2 separate regions of the Mus musculus genome follow, and region 1 is linked to region 2. The links are chromatin loops, found by intact Hi-C in ENCODE. Cell type or tissue: left cerebral cortex. All regions are shown on one strand. Links, peaks and the distances in the headings refer to the core of each region. The heading gives the core; the rest is flanking DNA.

The links. Hi-C counts contacts between places; a loop is a spot of excess contacts. Peaks named below come from ENCODE experiments on the same cell type or tissue, not always from the same donor. Only the 100,000 strongest peaks of a DNase experiment are listed, where the experiment ranks them.
Region 1: it touches region 2 in a loop (2.2-fold over the local background); 3 of 42 quality-filtered maps call a loop at or near these places.

The regions. Positions count from the first base shown.
Region 1 is chr10:69,625,937-69,633,936 of GRCm38, forward strand. The region is part of intron 1 of Ank3 (ankyrin 3, epithelial); the gene reads left to right. Among named protein-coding and RNA genes, the nearest start is that of Gm33464, 67 kb to the left of the region's middle. In left cerebral cortex, for the core only: no CTCF peak of the experiment used is centred there; DNase peaks (open chromatin) are centred at 4,691, 5,128 and 7,094; H3K27ac peaks cover 2,802 bases.
Region 2 is chr10:69,521,737-69,536,758 of GRCm38, forward strand. It overlaps Ank3 (ankyrin 3, epithelial), which reads left to right and starts at 11,972. Exons shown (of 43, transcript NM_146005.3): 1 at 11,972-12,548. The coding sequence starts at 12,486. Gm51806 (a long non-coding RNA gene) reads left to right here and starts at 12,554. Exons shown (of 2, transcript XR_003949008.1): 1 at 12,554-15,022. In left cerebral cortex, for the core only: CTCF peaks have their summits at 10,066 (motif pointing left) and 14,070; DNase peaks (open chromatin) are centred at 11,987, 12,365, 13,191, 13,571 and 1 more place; H3K4me3 peaks cover 3,191 bases; H3K27ac peaks cover 2,576 bases.

The DNA of each region.
Region 1 (8,000 bases), core at 1-8,000, 97 kb after region 2:
TTCATAACTTCTGTTAGTTTCACTGTGTCCCTGTTTAGTTTCTCTTTCCATGATCTGTCCATTGATGAAAGTGGTGTGTTGAAGTCTCCCACTATTATTGTGTGAGGTGCAATGTGTGCTTTGAGCTTTACTAAAGTTTCTTTAATGAATGTGGCTGCCCTTGCATTTGGATCATAGATATTCAGAATTGAGAGTTCTTGGAGGATTTTTACCTTTGATGAGTATGAAGTGTCCCTCCTTGTCTTTTTTAATAACTTTGGGTTGGAAGTCGATTTTATTCGATATTAGAATGGCTACCCCAGCTTGTTTCTTCAGACCATTTGCTTGGAAAATTGTTTTCCAGCCTTTCATTCAGAGGTATGTCTGTCTTTTTCCCTGAGATGGGTTTCCTGTAAGCAGGAAAATGTTGGGTCCTGTTTGTGTAGCCAGTCTGTTAGTCTATGTCTTTTTATTAGAGAATTGAGTCCATTGATATTAAGGAAAAGTAATTGTTGCTTCCTATTATTTTTATTGTTAGAGTTGGCATTCTGTTCTTGTGGCTGTCTTCTTTTAGGTTTGTTGAAGGATTACTTTCTTGCTTTTTCTAGGGCGTGGTTTCCGTCCTTGTATTGGTTTTTTTCTGTTATTATCCTTTGAAGGGTTGAATTCATGGAAAGATAATGTGTGAATTTGGTTTTGTTCTGGAATACTTTGATTTCTCCATCTATGGTAATTGAAAGTTTGGCTGGGTATAGTATCCTGGGCTGGCATTTGTGTTCTCTTAGTGTCTCTATAACATCTGTCCAGGCTCTTCTGGCTTTCATAGTCTCTGGTGAAAAATCTGGTGTAATTCTGATCAGCCTGCCTTTATATGTTACTTGACCTTTTTCCCTTACTGCTTTTAATATTCTATCTTTATTGAGTGTATTTGTTGTTCTGATTATTATGTGTTGGGAGGAATTTCTTTTCTGGTCCAGTCTATTTGGAGTTCTGTAGGCTTCTTGTATGTTCATGGGCATCTCTTTCTTTAGGTTTGGGAAGTTTTCTTCTATACTTTTGTTGAAGATATTTGCTGGCCCTTTAAGTTGAAAATCTTCATTCTCATCTACTCCTATTATTTGTAGGTTTGGTCTTCTCATTGTGTCCTGGATTTCCTGGATGTTTTGAGTTAGGATCTTTTTGCATTTTGCATTTTCTTTGATTGTTGTGCTGATGTTCTCTATGGAATCTTCTGCACCTGAGAGTCTCTCTTCCATCTCTCGTATTCTGTTGCTATTGCTGGCATCTATGGTTCCAGATTTCTTTCCTAGGGTTTCTATCTCCAGTGTTGCCTCACTTTGGGTTTTCTTTATTGTGTCTACTTCCCTTTTTAGGTCTAGTATGGTTTTGTTCATTTCCATCACCTGTTTGGATGTGCTTTCCTGTTTTTCTTTAAGGACTTGAAACTATTTAGCAGTGTTCTCCTGTATTTCTTTAAGTGAGTTATTAAAGTCCTTCTTAATGTCCTCTACCATTGTCATGAGATATGCTTTTAAATCCGGGTCTAGGTTTTCGGGTGTGTTGGGGTGACCAGGACTGGGTGAGGTGGGAGTGCTGGATTCTGATGATGGTGAGTGGTCTTGATTTCTGTTAGTAGGATTCTTACGTTTGCCTTTCGCCATCTGGTAATCTCTGGAGCTAGTTGTTATAGTTGTCTCTGGTTAGAGCTTGTTCCTCCCGTGATTCTGTTAGCCTCTGTCAACACACCTGGGAGACTCTCTCCTGAGTCTCAGTGGTCTGAGCACTCTCTGCAGGCAAGCTTTCCTCTTGCAGGGAAAGTGCACAGATATCTGGCATTCGGACCTGCCTCCTGGCAGAAGATGAAGGCCTGAAACAGGGCTGGTGGTTGGAAGAGCTAGTGGAGAGTCCTCTCGGGACCTTGGGGATGTCCGCTGACTCTGAGCCCAAGGTGACCTGGTGCTGGTGCAGACCAGAAGGGCGGAAAAAAATTGTTTTAAAAAGTGACCTGTATATGCTTGATGAGATAATCATAATTAATTCCATCTCAAGTGAATTGAAAACTTAGCTGTCAGCTTTTTTTTTTAATATAAAAGGGAATTTATTTGGGACCTTGAAGGGGAGGTAGAAGCAGAGGGGGAGGGGGACAGAGAAGAACAGAAAGAGAGAGGAGAGAAAAAGAGAAGAGGCCAGCTGAGAACATGAGAGAGAGAGGGAGGGAGAGAGAGAGGAGAGAGAGAGAGAGAGAGAGAGAGAGAGAGAGAGAGAGAGAGAGAGGCTGAACAGTCTTTGTAGTAGCCTAACGGAAATGCTAGCATTCCTCCATTGCTGTCAGCTTTGGGACAGAGTTACAATGGCAACTTCATGATGTCTCATTAGGCACTCTGTTCAGTTCTCACATCTCTCTCTCTCTTTCTTCCTTTCTCTCTCTCTCTCTCTCTCTCTCTCTCTCTCTCTCTCTCTCTCCCTCCCTCCCTCCCTCCTTCCCTCCGTCTCTCTTTCTTTCTTTCTTTCTTTCTTTCTTTCTTTCTAAAAGATTTATTTCATTTACATGAGTACATTGTAGCTATCTTCAGACACACCAGAAGAAGGCATTAGATCCCCTTACAGATGGTTGTGAGCCACCAAGTGGTTGCTGGGGATTGAACTCAGGACCTCTGGAAGAGCAAGCAACCAGTGCTCTTAACTACTGAGCCATCTCTCCAGCTCTTCCATTCTCATTTCTACTGTGACATAAAACCTTCCCATCTATACTGAGAAACCTATAGCTCTTTTTCAGCATTGATGAAAGGATTCTCATGAACACAGCTAGAATCAGAAACAACAGATTTCTGAAGTCTGCAGTCTGGACCTCATTATCACCTGCAGGACCCCGGTGGACCAGACGAAAGACAGGCTCAAGTGGGCTTGCTAGGAGTGGCTTGTGTTAGCAACTCCCTCCTCAAGTGTCTCCCACGTGTCACCAACATGTGGCACTGCACAGCAACGGTACACATTTTCCCTGCTAGAATATCCATTCCTCCCTGGCACTTTTCCCTAAATCACCACTGGAATTTCATGTCTCATTAAAGTACATTCCTTTGAGTGAGTAATGACAGCTGATTACGTGTTTGTAATCAATTTCTGACCCACGCATGGCCACCTGCCTTTGTCTTGTTCTGGGGTTTCCTTCCTTGGAAGCTTCTGTCAGTTTACTGCCAGCCTCTGCCTTCATCTTATTCTCTGTACATTGAAGGAAATAAACAAACAAAACAGGAAGATACAGTTTTCCCTGTATGGTCTTTCCAAAAGATCACCCCCACTGTCTTTACTGACTTGATTCATTTTGATAATTTTTGTGTGAGGAACTCTTGGGCTTTTTAAGGGCATTCTACATAGATTTTAAAAAAATTTTTTTTTATATTAGATGGCCACATTTGAGCTAAACTCAGTGTCTGAGTGTTTTTATTGCTGGTAATGGCCCTTCATGGCTTGTATGTGTGTGTGCTTGCACATGTCTATACACACACACACACACACACACACACACACACACACACACACACACTGTCTTAGTTAGAGTTTTACTGCTGTGAACAGACACCATGACCAAGGCAACTCTTATAAAGGACATTTAATTGGGGCTGGCTTACAGGTTCAGAGGTTCAGTCCATTATCATCAAGGTGGGAGCATGGCAGCATCTAGGCAGACATGATGCAGGAGAAGTTGAGAGTTCTACAGCTTCATCTGAAGGCTGCTAGCAGAATACTGACTTCCAGGCAGCCAGGATGAGGGTCTTAAAGCCCACACCCACAGTGACACACCTACTCCAATGAAGTCATGACTTCTAATCGTGCCACTCCCTGGGTGGAGCATATACAAACCATCTCACACACACACACACACACACACACACACACACACACACACACACATTCCTTTAAATTGTTGATTTGAATTCAGCTATAACTCCTGTTCTTGCTGTCTGCTATCCCTGCTGCATCCCCAGAGGGTTCACTGAGTAACGGGCTGATAGGTTCCACAAAATACTAGTTTTGCTATCAAGGTGACTTGTATCTTAGTGCTTGGCTGTCAATTCAATACTCTTGCTGCCAGTTTGGAAGTCACCTCTGTAAGCTTCATGAGAAGCATTTAGCAAGAATGTGTACATACTTTTTTGCAGTGAGTGGTATAGTGAGTAATAGCAGGATAGCCATGGGTAGGAGATTGAAGTTCAAAATGAAACTCTGTTTTATCTGGGACAGTTTCTTTGTATTTCTGACTGTTAATCATTCTCCAAATGCAATCCGTCAAACTTCTTATTTCCAGTAGGGATTTAGTGACGCCCAGGCGAATTGTGTTGCCATCAAGCCCATAAGAACGTAAGTCACATCATCAGGGTGTCTTGACCGTCACTAATCTCAGCATTGTGGGGTCTCAGAGCTATCCCTCTCTTCTACAAACCCCGTTTCCCTCCCTCGCTTTTGCATGACTAAGATCATTCTAGAGTCCAAATTCAGAGGTTCAGGTGATGTCCTTTCTGTTTGTTTGTTTGTTTGTTTGGTTGGTTTGGTTTGGGTTTTGAGGCAGGGTTTCTCTGTGTAACAGTCCTGGCTGTCCTGGAACTGGCTTTGTAGACCAGGCTGGTCTCGAACTCACATAGATCAGTCTGCCTCTGCCTCCCAAGTGCTGGGATTAAAGGTGTGAGTCATCACCACCCAGCTGGTAAAATCCTCTTTTTAAAAGGACGTTATTAAGCCAGTTGATTCTGAGAGCCTAATAGAGACACCCACAGCAGAGATCCAAGCATCGTTTCATTCCATAGCTTCGGATTGAAACTACAAGCCCACACAGGAAACTGTTTGCATCCTGTTGTATGGGTTTTTTTTTTTTTTTTTTTAGCTTTGTTTCCTTGTTTCCCTTTTGGCTTTCTTGTCTGCCGTCATGTGGAGAGGTAGTCTTGGTGTTTTAAAACTCTAACTTTAAAAAATGTCATTGGTGAGCTGAACTGCAGGCTCGTTGCCTTCCTGGTTGCTATGGAACCAAATCTTAGCGAAAGTAAATCATGCCAGGAGCCAGTTGGGGAGGCGGAGAGAAGATGGGTCAGGGCATTCTGATGGTGGATGGCTAGAATCTGGGAGGACTGAAGATGTTCTTAGCATGTAACTGGGAGTGTTTGTCACTTGGTAAGAGTTCGTCTTCTGAGAGAAAAAAAAAAATCCTTGACAACAGGCTTCATCTGCTGATCTGCTGACTGTGAGGGCTTCGTATGGAAATGATTCCTGCAGTCTCTTTCCCAGAGGGATTTGTCCAAATGCATTCCCTTGGGATAGGAGGGAAAAAAATGTGCATAGTACAGAAATAAACTCACTTTTGTCTTAAATGGGTGAAATTCGAGGCATCTTCTTGATTCTGGAAGAAGGCTAGAACAGGTTTAAAGAGCTGATGTGACAAACCAAAGCCAGATTTTATGAACACAGACACATACACACACACACACACACACACACACACACACACAAAACAAAAAACAAAAAACAAAAAAAAAGAAAGGAAGAAAAGAAGAAAGAAAAAGAAAGAAAGAAATAGAAGCTCTTATCTCTAACCAGTAACCATGGTTACATTGGTTAATATTTTCAGCTTGGATTTATATAAAGTGGCCATGCAGCACAGCTTGGCCTGCTGCAGTTGGTCACATGTTTATCTTTCCCCGAGGATTCTGTTGGTAGGTGGCCATTTGCTCTCATAGAAACATGATTGAGGTTGGGGTCACCTGGTGTCACTTTCCCTTGGCATCTGACACATGGGTGACTATGCTGTGTTTTGCTCCTTTTTAAATTTTTTTAATGATTTATTATTTTTAATGTGCATTAGTCTTTTGCCTGCATGTATGTCTGTGTGAGGGGGCATGGATGCCCTGTCACTGGAGTTACAGACAGTTGTGAGCTGCCATGTTGGTTGCTGGGAATTAAACCGGGGTTCTCTGGGAGAGCAACGTCTTAAACGCTGAGCCATCTCTCCAGACCTGCTATTTTCAATCTGCCTCTAGTTTTGGGAGGGTTTATTTATTTATTTATTTATTTATTTGAAAATTTTTCTTAAGTCGACTTCAGTGGCAGCTCCTGAGTAACATATACTTTCAAAAGGCAAGACAGGGAGCTTGGGGCCTGACCATACCAGAAAAGGTTTCTTTTTGAGGTAGTTTTAGTTATATAAAGTGTGTGTGGCCCTCTCATATACCCTACTGTCAGAAATAGAGTCTGATTTCATATCGGTATATATATTTTTTTCTACAAGTAGAAAAAACATCAGAGAAAGGAGTCAGGGGCAGAGGACAAAGGGAGAGAGGAGAGAGGCTTCCCCACCCCAAGGTAAACATGTAGTCTTTAAACCATAATTACATACTTACAGATTTTTACATTTATACCAGATGCCCTGCTACCTATAACACACAGGGATTCTTATTCAGGTAGGTTATGTATTTTAAAAGATTTTTTTGTTTGTTTTTAAATAGTCTAGGCCAAAGCAGGAACCAGTAGACCCCGTGATCAGCCTTCACACGCCCTGGATTCATCCCTGATGTTGTGCATATGAAGCTGAGAAAGGTTTTGGGTTTTTTTTTTCCCATTTATATCCACTGTTCCCATCTCTCACAGGCTAGCTTTTGGGTGGACACTGACCACCTTTCTCCATCACTGGCTCTCCTTGGCTTCATCCTCTGCTGAGGGACATAAGTAATAGAAGGAAAGGCTGATTGGCCCTCCCCCGTGGCATTAGTAGGCCGCGGAAGACTTTGTATCTGTAGATTAACCCCTGTTCCCACAAAAGTACTCTTCCTGACCCCACCCCATCTCTATTACGTGGGCTCCCCCCTTCTTATTCATGTTTGTGTGCATGTGTGTCATACAACATGTGTGTGGGTGCCCACAGATGGCAGAACAGGCAGCTGTGAGCCACCTGATGCCGGGAACAGAACCCAGGTCCTTTGGAAGAACAAGAAGCTCTCTGGACCGAGAGGCATCTCTCCCACCCCCTCTCTCGGATTTTTTTGTAAATTCCCAGTGAGTACTGAATTTCTGTTGCTCCCCAAGTACAGCACGGTTGAAACTTCTGTGTAACATTCATTTTAAAATTCACTTAAACTCTGTGTATTGTGCATCACACGTCTCGGTTTCCATAGGAACAGGAAATGCATCATGCCTCTGTTGCTCACCCCCTCCCTAGTCTCTGCTGACTCAAGGAAAATGTCTGCATGTATCCATGGGTTTTCAGTCACTACACTTGTCCTTGGCATGTGAAGTTGAGGTCAAGAAGTCATCCATTCAGTCAAGTTGATGGCTCGGTGCTTTCGGGTGAGCATGATGGGAAGATCACACCCGTTCTTAAATGGACTTTCGAGTTTTTGAGTATAGTCAGGGTGCATCTGACCACCTGAGACATGTCATGGCATCTGTTGGGTGTCCTGGGCTATGTTAGTGAATGCAGAAGTCATGGCATCAGTTGGGTATCCTGAGCTATGTTATTGAATGCAAAAGACACACAGTTACATTTCGACCTAATCTTTATAAACGAAGAACACGTGCATATCTGGAAATTGGAAGCTTGGGGCCTAGCCTGTGTTCATGAAGACAACTGCTGTGGTCTCTGGGTCATCCTTCAAGCAGTTCAAGCTTGGTCTACTCAGCTTTATGCCTTCCGTATAAAGAGACCCCTTTACGGTGTAATTACAGAAGTGCTCAGGAAAACCAAAGGCTGCAGGGTGTGGCCTGTGATGTGATGGAGGAGAAAGAGCCCTCGGTTTTAATACCTCCCATCTCCGCTATCGAATAGTCAGGTAATGCCTCTGTAACATAATTGCTGGATGAGAACTCCGGGATAGCTTCAGCTCTCCCCAGTTGTTGAGTCCATTAGAGACAGCAGAACAACTGAGCTTCCCAGATCTTCCAGATGGCCCCTGGTCCACTCTTCTAAGTCCTCTCTTGTTTTGATTTCCCTCAGGAGTGCCTCCATTATTAAAACATTTTGTCAAGTTTTACCATCAAGT
Region 2 (15,022 bases), core at 7,023-15,022:
TCCCAGTTAGAAGAGCACTTTGAAGTCATTTTTTTTTTTTTGAGATTTTTTTTTTCTATCTTCCAAACCTGAAAAATACCTACATAGAAAAATAGAAGCCGACTTCCTGTGAAGATGTTCTTTCCCACTCTCAGGGGACATTTTCAGTTTTTGGACAGGCATACCTTTAGTTTGTAAGTCATTGTGAGTTGAAATGTTGGATTTGTTTTAGCGAAAAAGGTTTTTCAAACTCTGTGTGTTTGTGTGTGTGTGTGTGTGTGTGTGTGTGTGTGTGTGTGTTTGCAGAGAAGAGGCCATTGGATGTCCTGGAACTGAAGTTACAGGCAGTTGTGAGTCATTTGACATGGGGATTCAGAAATCTGGAATGAGCGGTACCCTTTTTTTTTTTTTCCCTGCTGAGCCATCTCTCCAGGACCAGAAAGCTTTCCTGTAAATTTGTTGGATTTTACAGTTCACAAGGCCAGAGGATCAAGTTTCATGCAAGTACGAACTGGAACAAAGCAGATTTTATCCTGACTTCAACCTACTTGGAAACAAGTCTTACTACTTTCAAAATACAAATAAGAGGTATTCTACAATCCGCAAAGTTTGTGTGTGTGTATAGCAGCCATGCCGGATTTGCATTGACTCAATATGGAAGGGATGGTAGTTATAGCCCCGACCAGTTGTTTAGTCTTCATTTTGATTTAGGGCAGTCTGTGTTCTTTACTATTCTGTTTTATAGGCTCAACCATACATTCCTCTCTCCTAGTTATCCTGATTGACTGTGGTCAGAAGATAAAGTTGCCTACATAAGAAATGAAAGAGATTAGCTGAGCAGGGTAGCCCACGGTCTTAAACCCCAGCACTCAGGAAGCAGAGGCAGGTTCATCTCTGTGGGTTCGATTCCAGCCTGGTCTACAAAGTAAATTACAGGACATCCAGGGCTGTTATACACACACACATGTGCATGCACACACACATATACACACGTGCATGAGTGGGCGCGTGCACACACACGTGCATGTACACACACATGCATACGCACATGCACACACGCGCACACTCACATGCACATGCATATACCCAAAAGGAAATGAAGACTAATAGACTTAAGGAGGCTTTAACTCTCCTATCAAAGAAATACAAATAAAAACAACAGAATAGTATTTTGGCAGCTACTAATAGAGATTGAGACTATTTTAAATGACAGTGGACATAACTCTTTATCATTTTGCGGTACTCAACAGCTTAGATGGTGGATGTCACGTCCAGTTTTTAAAAGATCATCTTTTAAAAGATAAATGGTGATTTATTTATAAACCATTTAAAATTAGAGGCGTGTTTGCCTATAGAAATTCAATATTGGACTGGAGAAATGGCTTAGTGGTTAAGAGCACTGACTGCTCTTCCAGAGGTCCTGAGTTCAAATCCCAGCAACCACACAGTGGCTCACAACCATCTGTAATGGGATCTGATGCCTTCTAGTCTGTCTGAAGACAGAGAAGTGTACTCATATACATTAAATAAATAAATAAATAAATCTTTAAAAAAATTTAGCATTAAGAGCTATCAGGATGGCTCAGCAGTTAAGAACATTTGTATTTGCAGAGGACCTGGGTTCGCATCCCAGCACCCACCTCCCAGGGGCTCAAAACTGACAGCTCCAGGAGAGCCTCTGCCCTCTTCTGGCCTCTGCAGGTACTGCATGAGTGTGGAAGGAGACTTGATGGCTGGAGCAGACCGTCTGGAATGGGGTCATGAGAGCTGTGCTAGGCAACTGACCCGCCTGTCACCAAACCTGTCCTAACATGACAGTGTTGCCACACTGAACACTGAGATTCCAGATGATGCTGGGGCCCAAGCTAGGCAAAGCCCCATCCAAGGGAGTTACTGATGTATGTAATTATTAATTCTCACAGTGGTTGGAGGTGATCATTATAAAGTTATGGCAACATCTTGAAAGTGTGTTTACTTTCTTCCTAGGCTTATTTTCTCCTTGTCTTTTAAATATTTTTTTGTTCATTTAATAGACCCTGATTACTGTTTCCCCTCCCTCTACTCTTCCTCCTAGTTCCTCCCTGCCTCCCCTTCCATCCAAATCCATCCCTCTCTGTCTCTTAGGAGAAAACCAACAGGCTTCTAAGGGAATGTAACTAATATAATATTAATAAGATAAAACAAAAACTAATATACCAGAGTAGTACAAAACAAACAGAAGGAAAAGGCCCCATGAAAAAGCACAAGAAACAGAGACTCAGACGTTCACTTATGTAATTGACAAGTGACACTCGAGAACTCCATGAAAATACAAACCTGCAAGCCAATATATATATATATATATATATATATATACAACTGACACTCGAGAACTCCATGAAAATACAAACCTGCAAGCCAATATATATATATATATATATATATATATATATACAACTGACCTATAGGGAAAGAGAGAGAGACAGAGACAGAGACAAAGAGACAGAGAGGCCTGACACATATCTAACACAGGGAGCCTCCAAGGACTCATTGAAGTCCTTTCCTTTTGACCATTTACTGCTGGGCATGGGGTCTACCATTAAGAATGCTTTGCTCCCCTGGTGAGCCTCCCTCTGAGGAAAAGTAACTCTTCCCTTGCCAGTCGTTAACCAACAGAGGATAGCACCTGGGTTAGGGATGGGGGGGGCGTGTCCACTTCTCCTCTCAGCTTCAGGACCCCATCTGGCACAGACACACAAGGCCCTGTGCATGCTGCCACAGTCCCTGTGGATTCATATGTTTGACAGTCCTGTTGATCTAAAGGGCCTCGTTTCCCTGGTGTCCTTCATCCTGTTTGGCTCTTAGACTCTTTCTGCCTCCCCTTCTGCCCTGTTCCCTGAATCGTGAGAGGAGGGATTTGATGGAGACTTCCTGTTTAGGGTTAAGTGTTACAAAGTATCTCAGTTTCTGCATAATAGCTCACATCTGCCTGTGGGACTCTATTTGCCCATCTGCAGTGGAAGAAAGCGTCTTTTATGATGGCTGAGCGAGGCACTCATCTGTGAGGAAAGCGGAAAGGTTTAAGGAGGAATCTTATTGTTATATTCTTTTAGGTGATCTTTGTATGGTCCTTGGCCTGTCTAGTTTAAGGTTCCTGGTCACCCAAGAAGCATCAAGTTTGGGTTCTTTCTGGTGGAGTGGACCTTAAGTCAAATCAGATCTTGGTTGGTTAGGACCAAAGCCTTTATACCACTATTGTGTTAGCGCACCTTTTAGGCAGGCCACCATTGTAGATCAAAGGGTTTGTAGCTGAGTTGGTGCTTGCCTTTTTCCTGTGGTTGCCAGCAGAGAACCTTCCTGGACCAAAGATGCTAGCATGTAGGGATGCAGGCTTTATGGAGGCACCAGCTCTATTTCTGCACTTCACTGAGTTGTGTCGGTGTGGCCTTCAGTAGCAGGGCCTTGCTGTCAGTTTGTGGAGAACAAACTATAGTCTTGGCAACAGCCTGGGCTGTTTGGAGGTTCCTATGGGAACCCCTTTGAGCAACAGCACAATTCAATGTTAGCCAATCCTGGTACTGGAAGCTTCATTTGGTGACAAGAGATGTCCAGTTGGGGTTCCTTCTATTATTTGGCGATTTCCTTTAGATCACCTTCATAGATGTATATATTTAGGAAGCTCTGTATTCGGTTTCTATACTATGCCTCAAAGCGCCATTGATTATAGCTGTCTAATCCTGTATTCACTCTCTCATCCCTCTCCCCTTTCCATCCTGATTTGGTCCTACTATGCAGATCTCCACTGTTCATCCATACATATCTGTTCTAATTCCCTTCTCTAGGTAGAGCTACCTATCCCACCCTCGTCCCATACTTTATTGCTAACCTCTGTGATTCTGTAGACTGTAGCTTGCTCACCGTTGACTGGACAGCTAATATCCACACATAAACTAATACATAGCATATTTTTCAAGGTCTGGTTTACCTCACTCAGGATTTTTTTATTATTATTTTTTACCTGCAAACTTATGGTTTCTTTCTTTCTTTCTTTCTTTCTTTCTTTCTTTCTTTCTTTCTTTCTTTCTTTCTTTTTGATGTCTGAGAATACTCCATTGTGTAAATATACCACAATTTCTGGCTATGACAAGGAGCTGCAATGAAGATGGGTAAACAAGTAACCAACTCTGTGGTAGGATGAAATGTCCTTTGGGTGGATGCCCAAGAGTGGTAGAGCTGGATTTTGAGGTAGATCAGTCCCTGCATTCCTGAGGAACTGCCACGTCTCTTTACATAATGGCTGTCCAAGCTTCCAGTCTCAACAGGCCTGGATGAAGTGTCTCCCGTGTCTCCCTTACTCCGTATCCTCACGGATGTGAGATGTCATTTGTTTTATTGATCTTAGCCATTCTGATAGGTATAAGACTGAGGGACTGGGTTTGAAGAAGAAGCTGGAGTTATCATAGAGAGAGGAGCCTCCCTTGAGGAAATGCCTCCATGAGATCCAGCTGTAAGGCATTTTAATCCTGGGTTCTATTAGAAAGCAAGCTGAGCAAGGTAGGGGAAGCAAGCCAGTAAGCAGCACCCCTCTATGGGCTCTGCATCAGCTCCTGCCTCCAGGTTCGTGCCCCTTGTGAGTTCCAGTCCTGACTTCCTTTGGTGATGAACAGCTATATGGAAGTGTAAGCTGAATAAACCCTTTCCTCCCCAGCTTGCTTCTTGGTCCTGATGTTTTGTGCAGCAATAGGAACCCTGACTAAGACAGAAGGGGAGTGAAGATCTGTAATTCACAGGCTAATTCACTGACTTATTTGTTTCTGTCGGGCATGGCTGGCAGGTTCCCAAGCAATTCAATATATGCTTATTTTGATCATTACATCATCTTCTGGATTTGTCTTGGTCCCTGACCCATCTGTACCCAGTCAGATGAGTGAGATGAAATAATGTATTCCAAAGCAGTAGCAAATAATAGGTTCCCGGTATTCAGGTTATGACATGGAATTCTTAATTGTATTCGCACCAACTGTAATATAGAGTTGTAAGATTCTGTGAAATACGGTTTAAATTGGTTTTAAGGGTGTGATTTCTTTTCCAGTCTCTTTTATTTCATCAGCTGTTAGAATAGGGGCATCAGAAATAATACGTGACCTGGACTATGGGCAGTTGAGAACTGCTCCTTTGGATGCGGTAGAGCTATAACTATCTGATTTTCATGAAAGTTTTCTATAACATCAAAAGACTATGAAGCAAGCCCACTAATCTCACTTGGGTGTGGGCCAAATAGAAGCAGCCATACTTCTGGTTCATTTGCATGTTGGTACTGTTAGGATACTTTGACAACCAAGACGCTCTCTTCAGAACGGGTCTCGGTAGCTCTGTCTAAAATCATTTAGGATCCTTGCTGTTGCTAAGTAAAACACAGGGATTTGGGGAAGATCAAAGGCATGATTCACCAGTCCCTCATGTGTGAAGAGTCCTGCCAATATCACTGGCCTCTAAAAAGAATTGTTAGTCTAGTGAAAGAAAATTACCCCGCCCTAGACAGCCACACCGGTAGAGTTTCAGGGAAGGAAGTATCAAAAAGGAGTCCGCCCACTTGCTAGCTAGCCTCTTTGAACGCCTGTCTCTCCCTGTTTTTCTAATCCACTTGGATTATATCGTTATACTTTAATGGACACAAGGCTGAACAATCAGGAAAGAAAGGAGACCCAGGAAAACAGGAAAGTCCTGCTACGTACGCACCTGCCCGAAACTTCCAACACACATAGAAATGGAACAGGGACATTAAGCCATATCCGAGAGAGAGCAGTGCGTACAACTAAGCTGGGTCTTAGAAGCTATAGCGTAGATGCTCGTTAGATACCTGGCAGAGCATGCGTGTATTAGACAGCAAGCTGGACTCAGTGTTTTATTTCCTGTCTATACCTGCCTGAATCTTCAGGCACACAAGCAGATGTGCAAACGTCAGTGTGTCATTTTGCAATGAGAAGCATCAAGGACTTCAAAGGAAAGTGTATTTCCTGAGCTGTTTGCACAGCACAAGGAAAAAAAAGGCTAGTTAGTATGTGACTTTGACGTCTACGTTACACTGTTTCCACTGTTGTCTGCTGGCTGTGGGTCCCAGCTTCTCTTTGGAAGTGTTGGGCAGATAGAGGAAGGAAACATGGTGGTGGTGTGATGGTTAGCACTACGTTTTACATTTAAATTACTGTGCCTAAGAGATCTATGAGACAAAAATGCCTCCGTCCTGTAAGCCCCACCTGCCCGAGGAGATAGCGTTCTGGGATGCCGGAGCCTGTTCGCATAAGACAACAAGCCAGGTGTTTTCACTCTGTAAACAAGCATGGGTCCTTCAACTGCCCAGGATGGGCTTGATCACACCCAGTGGTAGCCAGAAGGTGCTTAGGCAGGAAGTACCGCAGGATGTACGCTCGTTCCTGATTGGACGAAAATGGGAACTATGTAGCCAGCATGGGTTTTGCCTTTATAAGTTCCTGAAATACTGGGTATAGATCTCTTAAGTATTCATGAACCCGGTCAATATTTTTAATAAAAGCTTGCTTCAACTTTGGCTCAAAAATTGTGGTAGCGGGCTTATTCTTACCCAGTGGGATAAACAGTGGTTGTGCCAGAGATAACCCCCAAATCATCACTAGCCTAAGTTAAAGATGAAAAGCAAAATTCCACTGACTACCTGTTCCACCTGTGGTTTCACACAACGTGGGGCACAGTCTATGCCAACACCCCACAGAGAGGGTTCTCTCAGCTGTACCCGAAGAACCATCACTATATGTCCTTTCTAATTTAAAGCAAACCTTTGGGGTGCAAGGGTGTGGCCTAGCTGGCAGAGAGCGGATCTAGAACATACCAAACCCCAAGTTTGTTCTCTAGCCCTGCATAAGCTGGTCATGACGGTGCTCAAGCCTACAGTCCCAACAATCAGAAGGCAGAGGCAGGAGGATCAGGAGTTCCACCATCCTTGGCTACAAAGCACATTCAAGGCCCCCCCTGGACTCATGAAAGCTTGTCTCAAAAATACAATAACAGAGGGAGGGAGGGAAGGAGGGAGGGAGGGAGCAGGGTGTGTGTGTGTGTGTGTGTGTGTGTGTGTGTGTGTGTGTGTATGTGTGTAAGGAGGCCCAGCTTGTTTAACCAATAATAACTGAATCTGATCTCAGGGCAGTTTCACTTTAAGCTCTGGGAGAGTCTGGTGTGGAGTAAAGCTCTACAAGGAACTGGCTGGGTGACCCCGGAAGGTCAGAGATCAGAGGTCAGATTCCAGGGCTTCCAGGAAAACAGCCCGTTTTATCTTGAAGTCCCTAGGTATTTTTGATGTTGAAGAATAATGAAGAATGTTAAAGCATGTTATTTCCAAGAGTTAGCAAGTGTGTCATGTCAGTTCCCCAGCCCACAGCAGAAATCCCCAGCGGCCTGGTCAGAGAAATAAAACGAGTCGAACCATTCGGGTATGTCTCCCGAATGGCAAAAAGAAGTTGTTTTACTTTTTTAATTTTATTTTATTATTTTTTTATTTGTTGTCTTTTGGCACTCGAGCCTTGGCCAGGAAACTACTGGGTTAGTTTTCCGTAGAATTTTATGTAGAAGATAACTTAAAAAAAAAAAAATTGTTTGCTGTTAACCTGCCCGTGCTTTCCCCATGGTAAGCGACTTTCATTTTAAAAATAGAGCAGTTCCAGGAGAGTTGACCGGGCTCTGTGTCCTCTTATGAGAGTTACTTATTTTAAAAATAGAACCGTCTCAGATTGGTATCAAATACCTGATGGCCGGGTCTTTAATCGGTGCCGAACAAGTAAGTAGCCTGCCTATGGGGTGGCGTTTCCTCCTCTGTGAACTCCTGGAGTCTCGCTTTTCATTTGGATAATTTCATTGCACACAGCTTAAACCATCTTCTTAGGTTATATTTAACTTCTCTAAGGGCTGGAGAATTTTCTAATTTGGGAGTTTAAAAAAAAAAGGAGGTTGCCATTGGTAAGTAGTTAACACTTAACATTTTTAGAATATGTAATCACCTGTAGACTGTTTTTAGATCAATCAAATTACCCTTTCACTCAGAACAATTACAATTTAAAATGCATTCATAGGCCTTTGGGTATACTAAAGCCCTCATTGTTTATATAGCTGTGCAGGTGATCAGAAATGAGGGTATGAAATACCTAATACACTTTCTCTTTTTGTTTGTTTTGTTTTGTTTTCCGAGACAGGGTTTCTCTGTGTAGCCCTGGCAATATCCTGGAACTCACTCCGTAGACCAGGCCGGCCTCGAACTCAGAAATCCACCTGCCTCTGCCTCCCAAGTGGTGAGTGTTTTACAGTGTCAGGGAAAAAAAAAATCATGGCGGAGTGTTCAGCCAAGGCTCCCACTCAAGAGCTGTACAGACTTTCGGAGATATTATTGTTGTTTTGTTTTGCTTTTTTTGGAGACAGGATCTGACCATGTAGCTCTGGCTGTCCTGGAACTTACTGTGTAGACCAGGCTGGCCTCGAACTCAGAGATTCACCTGCCTCTGCCTCCTGAGTGCTGGGATTAAAGGCGTGCGGCACCATGCCCGGCTGATTGGCACGCATCGGGTTCCAGAGAAAGGGCCTGGATCTCACAATGAGTTGCCTCCACTTCCTGTGGCAGGGCTGAAGGCTCTGACATCTTATTACTTAAATAATTGGACACATTTCAGTTCCCGTCTGGGAGTTGGATGCTCTGTCAGAGCTGGTTACATACTCGCTTTGGTACCTTCAGGCTATGGAAGCTAGGTTTGTGGGGGTTTTCCTTAGGAAGTGTGGTTGCTCCGCAGAGTGACTCTCGTATGATTTTACCAGGTCATGGTAAAAGGGGGTTTTTGTTTTGTTTTATTTGTCTGTTTTGGGTTTTTTTTTTTTTTTCACTTTCTACACTTTCTATTTTTTTTTTTTTCCATCAGCAGAGGGAACAGAAACTTGCAAGAGAAGACTTGTGTCTATAAACAAATACAGTAAAGTCTGGAATGAACTAAAAACAGTCTATCCCGTCCGTCCCCTAAATTTTGCATCAACTGGAATACGCTTTTATGTTTTAAAAATGTCATGATTGACATTTTAGTGTGTGGTTTTTTAAATTTTATACATCTTAATAATTAATAGTCTCTTATTTACATGCTTGTATGTAAACAGACTAATTTAAAAATATTTTAAAATTAATTTTGTAAGTTAGTATACCATTTTATCGTGGTATTGGGATACATATTGTGGCATTGTACTTAGTTCTAATTTATGCACACACCCTCCTGCCCTTGCTTGGTGGTCTCTGTCCATCCACCAACTACTCCTCCAAGCTGCTTTCATTTTATATAAATTCCATCACTGTCTCTTTCCATTCTCTCCCTCCCTGAAGTCCCTCTTTGCCTCCCTCCCCACCTTTTATATAAGAGAAAACATGGCATTTGTCCTGGAGTGAGCAGAATAAATTCTAGGCTCTGGGGTTGTTTGTTTGTTTGTTTGTTTTTGAGTTTTAAAATGTTTATTGTGAAAGAATGATCTCATCAAGGTGAATTCTTTTAATCGGTCATTAAAGCATCCATTTTTCTGCACAGTAAAGCGAAAGCAAGAGATTACAGCCACCAGCCTCCTTTTTGCCAGGATCCCCTGATAACATAGCTTAGTGTGGGTATCTTTGCAATGCTTGGATAAGCGGTTTTTATAAGTCTCTTTAATGGAACCCTTCAAAGGGTAGCAAATAACAGAAAAAATGGGACATCAGTGCAAGCCTAAAGAGAAGAATAAATCCCCATCCTGAGTGTTACATTGCTGTCCCACTTGGCGAAATGCTCCTGCTCAAAGATCTCACAGCACTGGTAGAGTTGGGAGCCCGGCAGGCAGTGTTTGTTTATCTGTGGACCACCTCATCCAATACCCTCTTCTTTCCATTCTTTCTCTAATCCTACACTCAGGACATTAGGCATAAACAAAGACTTTTCTTAGAAGGGAAGGTGTTGAAGAGATGACTCAGCAGTTAAGAGCACCGACTGTTCTTCCAGAGGACCTGGGTTCAATTTCCAGCACCCACATGGTGGGTCCCAACCTGTAATAACTCTAGTTTGAGGGGGGGATCTGGCGCCCTCTTCTGGCCATCTTATGCACTGCATGCATGCGGTACACATTCAAGTAAACATTCGTACACATAAAATAAGTTTCTAAAAAAAATTTTTTTTTAAAATGTCAGTAGTACTCTGGTAAAATGACAGAGCAGGTAGGTTATCTCTGTGGCTTGTCGAGTGAAGAGTTGAAGATTTAAATGGGATATTCAGACTTGACTTTACCTGCATGGATAGTTCAGTTTATGGAGAATTCATACAAAGCACCGACTTCATAGTTTCTCCCTCAGAGCATAATGCAAATAAGCCCAGGCTCATCTCACTGCAGTCAGGGACAGATCAACCCAGGGACGTTACTATCATTCCCCAGACTGCCCGGTCCTGAAGATGAGCAAGCACTGAATTAATGAAAAACTTGAAGGAACCATCCTACCGTGTTAATGGTTTTTCTACCTTTTATTACTCTGCCAGAGAAACATTCCAGAACAGCAGCAGAAACGGGAGAGACAGGTTAGCAGCTGCTCAAAGCTGAAGGAACCCCCAGGTCACGGAGGGGTGGGGCAACCGCCATCAATGCTCCCTGCCAGCCTTTGAGTGGTGGTTTACTGTTTGTAATGCGCAGCCGCAGAACAACCATTAAATAACCCACAGTGCGCAGGATCTCCATGGGTCGCTGGAGCAAGCACTTGTAACCCTGGTGTCCATGACAGAGCTGTCTCAAGCTGCCCTCATGCTCACTCATTTTTAGGGGGGTGGCGCTTGGGGAGTCCAGATTTGTTGAACATAGGTACAACCCTGCTTAAATGATAGATGAGAAATGGTGATTTTGGCTTCAGTATTTTAGCATTGTGTCTCCAGTATTAAATAGCTCCATGTACCTCACTGAAAACTGGCCTTCTGGGTCTCATTTACGCTCCTGTATGTCTTTGATCATATTAATTAAAATCCACTTCCCTGAGCCAGCCTCCTCTCTGGATTCCCGCTCGTTCCTCCCTTCCTAGTGTACATGTGTTTTAGCTCAAGGGACCTGCTTCCATCTTAAAGGTGATCTGGCCGGGATTGGGGGGGGGGGACCCAGAACCTTATTCCTTCCTAACAAGAATGGATTCCTAACACTTTCCAAAGATGCTTAAGCGACCACACCCGACAGTAAATCAGCTGTGTTCCGATGCGTGGACCATTTTGGAGACTTTCCACAAAGGAGTGAAGTCACCCAGAGACCTCTCAAAATCTTGGTGGCCCAGAGCAGGAGTGTGTGCCTCTGTGTGCTTGGGGACCCTGTGGTGGCTGTAATGTGGCCAGAGACCTGCACTGACCTGAGTGCCTTATCCAGGAGCACAGGATGTTTCTGGCACAGAAAAAGCCAGGGGCTGAACCTTTTGGATTTCTTGAATATTCTGGAGGGCTCCTTTTCATGGTTGGTTTGATATATTCATGACCAAAGCTTGAATGTGGTACTGGCAACTTAGGTATGGGCTCCGTGTGACAGATTCTTCATTAGAAGTCCATAGCTTTGGTTAGGCAATCTGCAAACTTTATTTTATTTTATTTTATTTATTTTTTGCTAATTACATTTTAAAACAAAACAAACAACAACAACAAAAACCACCTCACTGGGTAAGAATCCAGCTTTGTCTTCTGTAGTAACAGGTCTCTTTATTGTTTTTAATCATGGGGTTGGGGTTGGGGGTGGGGGAGAGAGAGAGAGAGAGAGAGAGAGAGAGAGAATGTGTGTGTGTGTGTGTGTGTGTGTGTGTGTGTGTTTTCACGAACCAGTAACCCGATCTCTCGTTACCACCCCCACTGCTGCCTCCTGGGTATACCCAATGCTTTCAACACATGTGTCCTCTGGAGGCTTGATCTCAGAGCATTTACATTCGGCTTGGCTTCCCAGCTTGCAAACTGCAGTGAGCCAGCCCCTGGGACGCTTCAGAGATTCGTCAGCAGTCTAGCTTATTCCTGTGTGTGTGTGTGTGTGTGTGTGTGTGTGTGTGTGTGTGTGTGTGTGCAGCGCACATGCACGTATGCCTCCCCCTTTCTCTCTCTCACCATTTCCAAGCTAGAATCACCGTGGAGAAGCAAGCCCTGAAATGTTGTCAAGATCTTTTCTCGGGGTAACGACTGGCTAAAAAAACAAATAAAAAGAGAGAGAAAGGAAGAAAAAGAAAGAAGGAAGAAAGGAAGGAAGAAAACAAAGGGTTGGAATATTGATTTTTCTTTGGAGGAATAACCAGGGCTTTGCTGGAGAGAACACCCAGTTCCTCCCTGAGGCGAGCTGAGTTGCCCGTGACAGCAGCCAGGGCTGGCTTGAAGCAGCCGCTCTGCCTGGGGAGTTCCCTAAATGGACTTTGGTCTCAATGCTGTGACTCTTTGCCGTGGGTTTGGATGTGGGAACACGGAAGGTGATCTCCTGCCTCGTCTCAACTCCCCTGATCTCAAGGAAAGATGAGTGAAGAGCCAAAGGAGAAGCCCGCCAAGCCTGCTCATAGGAAGAGGAAAGGAAAAAAGGTAAGAGGCAGGATCAACACGTTCTTCATTGTTCTCCCGGCTCCCGGGAGGTGATCTGGAGGCTGCCTTTTCCAGAGAGCTGTCTTTAGCCCGAGAAAGAAGCCACTAGAAGCAAGAATTGCTTTTGTTTTTTTCTCCCCTGTTAATGGGGTGTGTTCTGGGTTGCTGGCAAACACCTCGACTGGGGTCTATGGCTACAATATTGAAACAGTTAAAACATTGTGATTTGGATTTGCTGAGCTAGTGTTCCCTCTAATAGCAATGAAAGGAACATTAAGTAAACATATGTCCTAATTATGTGAGTGGGTGTGTTTCCCCTACCTTTTGAATTTTCCCCATGCTTGTGATCGGTAGGGTACAATTACTAATGAATATTCTTATGTTATGGATGCTAAGCTTTAATATATATTTTAGGCAAACTTGGGGAAACCTGTAGTTAGACTTTAAAAAAAAAACCCAGCATGGAGGTGAGCTCCATTTTAATTATCGATTCCTTTGATGGCGGATAAATCTCGGGTCTGCATTCAGCCCAGCTGCCTGTCAGCCATATGTCTCCAGGATCCATTCAGTTCATGGGATTCATTCTGCTTTCCACGCGGTTTGAGGTTTTGTCAAAAGAGCGGCAGAGGATTGCAGCAAACCTGTAGATTCATTCTGGGTGTCACGAATGTGCGTGTCATCCTAAGATGTGCCCTGAACTTTTCTGTTCATTTTGAAATGGGAAAGAAAGGTGATTCTCAGATGCGGGACTGTGATTTTTTTTTTAACCCACTGTGGCTCATAAACTGTCTCAGATTTAAGGTGTGCCACCAGAGGCAAGGCTAGATACATCTGGAACAAAGAAAAACAGGTCCCTTGAAACAGGACTGTAGCTCATGGCTTGTTGAAGGAGGATGGGTGATGGGCTCTCTGCGTCTTCAGTTCGAATTCTTAGATTTTTATGCTTTAATGCCCAGGTCTGATATATCTGCTGATGTCTCTTTAAAATGATTCCTTGCCTCCCAATGTGATGTATGCTCAGCCAGTGGACGCCCAGGGAATGATTGGGTATAGTAGAGAACATGAAAGATTGCAACCCTTGCTTGAATCGATCAAGCATTTCAAAAAATGCTCATAGCCTACTTACTATTTATGAAAAAGGTTCCTCTGAATAAGACATACTTTAATGGAGCTGCTACCAGCAGGCTCAGCTGAGGCATGTTCGGGGACATGCCAACATTCTTGGGCAGCCGTTCAACACCCTACCAAGTGAAGCTGTACAGATTGGTTTGAAGTCAGCTCTCCCCTCTTGGACCTTGGCTCCACAGGGCTTGACGGTATCAGAAAAGGTGCGAGTGTGATTTCCCCAGGGAGCGGGTCGCAGCTGCACAGCACAAATGATTTGCTTAATGCCTAGCCGAGGGGTGGCCTTTCTCAAGGCAAACTGTCAGCTCTGCTCATGTTTCTGAGCTGATCCCCTTAAGTGCCTGACAGGCTCCACCACGATTCTGAACACAGAGTGTCACAGAGAACCCAGGCGGACACATGAAGCCTGACAGCCCAATCTAGATGAAAATGAACAGCGTCTTGGGGTGGCTGTAAATCACGTGGACTCTTTGGACCTGATTCTTTTTTTTTTTTTTCTCCCCCCTTCCCCTTGAAATTTTTTTTCCGGCATTATCTCATGTCTCCCATGAGGTGATTCTGTGTGGTGCAGCGCACAATGCATTAGACAGCCATGAGCCCTTCCCATTCGATGCCACAGTGTCCTGCCTGCTGCCTCCATGTTCTTGACTAAAGCCTCCGTTGCCCCCCCCCCCCCCACTTCTAAAGTCTGTGTTGTGGCTCAGTGGACTCCAAATTCCAGACCACCAGACTCCAGTCCTTCAAAATACTGCACCCTTGTGCCAATGTTTTGTCTTTCATTCCTGTGAAGGACAGTGGAGTTCTTACCAGCATCCACCCCCACCCCCAAGCTAAACCATTTTCTTCTCACACCTATCTTTGACACCAAGAGAGCCTTTCAGTATCGAGTGGTTTAGTGTTATCCCTTGCATCCTTGAAGGTCAAGTGTCCCATCCCTTGATTCACCTTGGTATGCAGAGAGCAGGCCCTTGGGGAATGGTCCACCCCCCTCTTCTGCCACTGCATTCAAGTTAGTGTTAGAGTCCGGTGTTCTTAGGCACATGGACTCTCTGATGTTCATCACAGCCGCTTGGTATGCAGTTGGCGCTAAATAAGTAACTTCTCTCTAGGAGTTTAGAAGAGCCACAAAAAAAAAAAAAAAAAAAAACCAAACAGCTCTTCCGTTAGGAAACCTTGTCTCATATTTTCCAGCTCAGAGAGATTATCTTTCACTATTGGTTTGAAAGTGAATCGTCTCTTTAAATCAGCAAATATTTACATGTTTAAGAGAATATGCATTAATTTTAAACTAGGTGGTTGAGAATGAAATGGAATATACTTTAAAAAAAAGAAAAGAAATTATGTTTGGC